Regions from separate parts of the Homo sapiens genome. Here region 2 is linked to region 1. A link is an interaction called in ENCODE POLR2A ChIA-PET data of the cell type or tissue named here. Cell type or tissue: GM12878. All regions are shown on one strand. Links, peaks and the distances in the headings refer to the core of each region. The heading gives the core; the rest is flanking DNA. Region 1 overlaps LOC107984486 (a long non-coding RNA gene). Region 2 overlaps DUSP16 (dual specificity phosphatase 16).

Evidence for each region. ChIA-PET counts read pairs that join two places held together with the same protein. Peaks named below come from ENCODE experiments on the same cell type or tissue, not always from the same donor. Only the 100,000 strongest peaks of a DNase experiment are listed, where the experiment ranks them.
Region 2: POLR2A ChIA-PET joins it to region 1 with 17 read pairs; 11 of 35 experiments call an interaction of 5 or more read pairs at or near these places.

The regions. Positions count from the first base shown.
Region 1 is chr12:12,581,531-12,584,450 of GRCh38, forward strand. All of the region lies in intron 1 of LOC107984486 (a long non-coding RNA gene), which reads right to left. Among named protein-coding and RNA genes, the nearest start is that of DUSP16, 20 kb to the left of the region's middle. RefSeq lists an enhancer at 1,913-1,972. In GM12878, for the core only: no CTCF peak of the experiment used is centred there; DNase peaks (open chromatin) are centred at 961 and 1,551; H3K4me3 peaks cover 614 bases; H3K27ac peaks cover 2,499 bases.
Region 2 is chr12:12,533,869-12,536,788 of GRCh38, forward strand. The region is part of intron 1 of DUSP16 (dual specificity phosphatase 16); the gene reads right to left. Among named protein-coding and RNA genes, the nearest start is that of DUSP16, 28 kb to the right of the region's middle. RefSeq lists enhancers at 182-1,147, 1,329-1,830. In GM12878, for the core only: no CTCF peak of the experiment used is centred there; no DNase peak of the experiment used is centred there.

The sequences.
Region 1 (2,920 bases), core at 129-2,628:
TTCTATCTTTTAAGTTCTTTTATCTCAAGGTATATAAAAGTGCTCCAAATAAATATGTCCAAATCTTGGGATTTTCTTTTTTTTTGACATGGAGTTTCACTCTTGTTGCCCAGGCTGGAGTGCAATGGCGTGATCTCGGCTCACCACAACTTCTGCCCCCTGAGTTCAAGCAATTCTCCTGCCTCAGGCTCCCAAGTAGCTGGGATTACAGGCATGCACCACCACGCCCGGCTAATTTTGTATTTGTAGTAGAGACAGGGTTTCTCCATGTTGGTCAGGCTGGTCTCGAACTCCCGACCTCAGGTGATCTGTCTGCCTTGGCCTCCCAAAGTGCTGGGATTACAGGCATGAGCCACCACGTCTGGTGAGCATTAAAAATTTTGTTATAAATTTCAGCATTAAAAAATGTGTTAATGGTTGATCCTAATTTTCTAGTGGGTAGGAGGTTAGCTTTAGTACCTGATTGAAAGAAAACAGCTTGAAAAACAGGAGAGGCTAGCACTAAATTGTTTTATGACTTTGGGCAGGAGACTCAAGAGAAGGAAAATAGAGAGCCCAACAGGTATTGAGCATCTATTATTGCCAAGCACTGTGTTTGCATATATTATTTCCCTGAGTTTTTACAACATTTCCTGTGGGTCGCCATTGTTACACTTTAAAGATGAGGAAATCAAGGCTCTGAGATGTTAACAGACTCTCCCACAATCGCACAGCTAAAGGGTAACAGCACTGGGATTAGAGTCCAGTACTGCCTAACTCCAAAGCCCATGCATATGCTTTCCACCACCCTCAGCTGCTCTTGCCTTGTTTCCTCATCTACAAAACAAGGGAGTTCAGTCAGATAATCTCTGATGCCCCTCAAGTTCTACCTGCATGGCCTTTGTGGTTGGGAGGAGAAAGGGGAATCAGGGCAGGGTCTCCGGCACTGTGCTGAGTGGTCTTCTTCTGAGTGGGAAAGCAATGAAACCACGTGTCTTACTGGTGCTGTACTGACTCCCTGTCCTGTGAAAGAAGGCTGCTGCTGCTGGCAACACTGCAAATGACGATGGGACTCCCAGGCCCACAGCCCTCAAAAGGAAGTGAGTCTTCTCATTCTCCTTTGCAGGGCCACTTTTTATAAATTTACATTTCCAAAACCAAATCCATCAACATTTACTGTTGAGAATTTTATTGTGCCCAACACTGAGTTAAATGGTATTGCAAGGCTCTATATACAATAGCAAGGAAGTATAAGATGTGGTCTGTATTCTCAGGAACTTACAACTAGCTGGGAGAACACAACACACAAAGCAATTTTTGAAGGACACTGTATAATGCAGGACTGAATTGTGTAGTCCAGATGATATGTACTACAGGAGTGCAGAGAAATGGGCGTTCAGTGGGGGCTACAGCACCCGTGAGAACTGGAGCAGAGACAACGTTATTCACCTTGCATTCTTGACTAGTCTTTCTTGGCCTTTTCTGTAATTGTGAAACCCTGGTATGACTCTTTGACATAGTTCAAACATTCTCTGCTTTGCAGGCTGCAGTGATGTCCTTCATATCACGTCATCTTAGTGCCACTTCATCTTTATTGGCATGTGTGGGAGGAACAAAACCCCAGTGGTATGCAAACACCGTCATGGGGACTTGCTTCAAGCCATGGGAAGTTTCACGCAAAGCCAGTTTCTCAGTAGGGCAAATGTTGTGTAAAAGTACAAGAAGTTTGAGAAACTAGTTAAAGGCAAAGCCTGTCACAGCAAGAATGAGATTTGAATGGGGACACTTTCCTGTCTGTGTCAGGGATGGTCTGATGGTCTACTCCCAGCCCCTCACCTTCGGAGCCCCTGTGCTTAAGTACTTCGCTGACAACATGGCCCAGAGGCGAAAGGACCTTGTCCAATGCAGCAGGAACTTCTTATTCCCAAACCCTCTGCCCACCCTCATAGGCCAGTCTTTTGATAAGAGGCTGTAGACCTGAAAAATTATTCTAGAATGTTGGATCTAATAGATTTAATAGTCACTATATATTTACTGCATGTTCTGAAACAAGGCTGGATTGAGGACTGTTTTCATTTGAGCTGAAGACACAAAATGAATATACAGGAAACAGCAGCTAAGTGTACCTGACAGATTAATGGCATCAAGTGCTAAGCCAAGGGTAATTGGTTCAGAAAAATGAGACACTGATAAGTACAGAAGTAATGAGGGAAAGTGTCACCAAGCCAACGTTTAGGAGAGACCTTAAAAAATGGAAAGAATCTGGATTGGCAGGAAAGAGAAATTATGACATTCTAGAAATGATATAGTACCTACTATTTCATGTGATGAATTATAAATTATAATAGGAAACCATTATCAAAGGCAAGAAAAGTGAAAGATATATTCATGGAAAACCAAAGCAGTCAGCCTGTCTGGAGGAAGGGTGGCATAAGAATGTACATAGCAAAAATTAATGGGAAGTTAAGATCATCTGAATAAGATGAATTCATCAACATACTTAGGCTGGGCACGGTGGCTCATGCCTATAATCCCAGCACTTTGGGAGGCTGAAGTGGGTGGATCGCTTGAGCCCAAAAATTCAAGACTAGCCTGAGAAACACAGTGAGACCCTTTCTCTACAAAAATACAAAACAATTTAGCGGGGTGTGAAGGTGTGCGCCTATAGTCCCAGGGAGTATAGTACTTGGGAGGCTGAGGTGGAAGGACAGCTTGATCCTGGGAGGTCGAGGCTGCAAGTGAGCTATGATCACTGCACACCAGTGTCGGTGACAGAGTGAGACACTGTCTCACACAAACAAACTTACCAAACATATATCAAGTGCTGATTACACTAGGTCTCTTGCTGCATAATTATAATAGTTTACACCTATTAAAGCTTACAATGTGCCTTGCACTGTGTTAAAGTGCTTTACATATATTATCTCATTTAATTGTCACG
Region 2 (2,920 bases), core at 156-2,655, 48 kb before region 1:
AATATCTAAAGATTATTTCACTTAGAACAAAAAGATATTGCTGTAAGTGTGCCTCAGTTCTCAGCAAAGTCTCCTAACAGGGACAGGGCTGACTTATCATTAAGCAGTCATATTATGGTGTGAGAGTTTATACCCTACAACACACAAACTAAAACGGGTAACTCTGGGGTAACTGTTCCAGGTAATTCCTTTGTGACAGGGGATTTTCAAGGCTTGCTCTGAGCAACTATTTCCACTTCTCTTCCAATCCCACAGTATGCAGGAGACCCCTTTGGGGATTTTGTTACTCTACCAGGTAAGGAAAAAAGAAAGGGCGGCCAGGTAGCAGAGAAAGATGCAGCAACAGCATCGCTGTTCATTCACTGCAGGATCCTAGTCTGTGCTAATTTAAGTCATTGCATCTGTCCGCACACTTCCCCCTGCTGGGGCCCTGGAAGTTAATGATATCAGGAAGCTGTATCAGGAGCAAAGTACCACAAAGTGACAGGCCAAGACCTAGGCTGAAGAATCACAGCACCACAGGAAAGCAAGGACACTAAAGGCTAGCGGAGTAGCCCCAGACGGGAGTCGGAACATTCTCTGTCCTCATCCCTTGGTTATTTTTTCCACTTTGTCCTTTCCACTGTCTTTTTCTATAATTCGGCTCCATCACATCATCTAACTGTAGTTTCTGGACCCTTCTTTTGTCCTTAGAGGCTTTGCTGTTTCTTCATCCTCATATTCATCTTAATTTCTCTCTTCATGAGTATAACCAAGCCTCTTCCTGTCTGATGTTAAGCTCTTATCATACATTCATTTTCTATTTTTTGAGGAGGAACTGCCAAGTCCCTTGATGTACTGCTATTATAACAAGTAATATTTTCCAGACTGGTTTGAGACAGTCACCCGTGAATTCAGGTATTTTATCATCTATCAGCCTTTAAAATCTTTGATTTGTTACTCTAAAAAAAAGTTTTATTTTGGAGGAGAAAGGTAAAATTTTTCCAGTTTGGTGTTTCACACATGGTTGGTTATACTAAGTAAAGATCATCAATTCAATATTTTACATTTATATTAGCCCTTAAATACCTCATGTTCCAGATACTAAGTCAGACTTCCACCTAAGCCTCACAGGAAGACACAAATTCTCAGGATTTTCACACTAGATTATTTAGAAAACAAACAAGATCTGAATTATTTTATAATCTAGTGCTCAGATTCTAAAAGCAGAAATAACCTCTGCACATGCAGAAAAAGCTGGCTTCATCAAGAGTCTGCCTGGCACATTAGGACGGACACCTGTGCCAGTGCTCAGCCGCTCAGCCCTGCCCATCCTCCTCCACCAGCCTCGGTGAGCTGTTAGTTCTCCTTACCTCAGCTCCCAGTAACGCTGTTGTCTGATTCTTTAGAAGGGTTTCCCAAACAATCTTAATAGCAAAACAAATAGTAATGGGCTATATCCCATAGAAGAAGATAAATATCAATGAGTCTAAGGGGAAAAAAATTTTTTTTTACAAAACATCTGCTTCTACAAATCAAAGTTTGAGAGAATGGTGTTTCTATTTGCTATTCTTTTTTATTTTTTCTTTTTTAAGAGGTTATTCTGTCATTTTTACACAGTACTATACTTGGCCCTCTATAATTCTGGGTGTAATGTCAGTTGGGTTCAGGCACATTACCTGCAGCAGCAACAAACACCTTCCTATCAAAGTCTCAATTTCCCACTCTAAAATACCAATATGTCAGTGTTGAAGTTAAATTAGGTTTCTAACCCAATGCAGGGAAAAAGAGAATTGATGGCAAGTCCTTGATATTAATTAGTTGAGTAAATGTTGAAAATGACATTTTGAACAAATATGAAAAGATAACATGCCGGTCAGATGTCCAGCAAGCCAAAGAGAAAGGCTTCCTGAAAAATGTAAATTTCAAAGAGAGTTTTGAAAGAAAATAGGGACATGAACCAGCAGAGAGAAGAGAGGAAGATGATTCCAGATGCAGAAAACGCATGAGCAAAGACAGAGGGATAACAAACTGTATGCAGGCTTTCCTGGCTACAGATTATGTCAACAAGTAACAAAATAAGTTGGTAGAGTAAAAGGGGCTAGATGGTAAAGAATCCTGAAGTCTAAAGCCATCTAGGCCACTGTACGCTTTATGAAAATAACATAAGAACACTACTAAGAGAATTTCACTCTGGTAACTCTATTCAGAATGGACTGAGGTGAGAATAGATTTAAGGAGACTGACTGACTAGTCTCCTTACAGTACCATACAGTTTTAGTTGCCTATGGATGCGCTCAGTCTAGAATGGTAACTATAAAACCTGAGAGCCAAGAGACTGTTAATAGTCTAAATCCAAGGCAATGTGCCTGGCACAAGATATACCCTTATTATATGTCATGGGCACTGAAAGTACCCATGAAAATGGCTATCTAGACTACATGATTGAATTATTGCACCAGAATAATATCTGAAAATATCTCAATGTCTTATTCTGTCCCAGCTTCACATAAGCTAATGTAAAGCAAAATGAGCACTATGTACAGGCTCAAGTTTTACTAATTAGGTCATTGTTTATAAACCAGAATAATTAGACATAATAAAAGGCTGAAATAGGCCGGGCACAGTGGCTCATGCATGTAATCCCAGCACTTTGGGAGGCCGAGGCTGATGGATCACCTGAAGTTAGGAGTTCAAGACCAGCCTGGCCAACATGGTGAGACCCTGTCTCTACTAAAAATACAAAAATTAGCCGGACATGGTGGCACATGCCTGTAATCTTAGCTACTCAGGAAGCTGAGGCAAGAGAATTACTTAAACCTGGGAGGCAGAGGTCGCAGTGAGCCAAGATCGCTGCCATTGCAATCCAGCCTGGGCAACAAGAACGAAACTCCATCTCAAAAAAAAAACGCCGATGCGGTGGCTCACACCTGTAATCCCA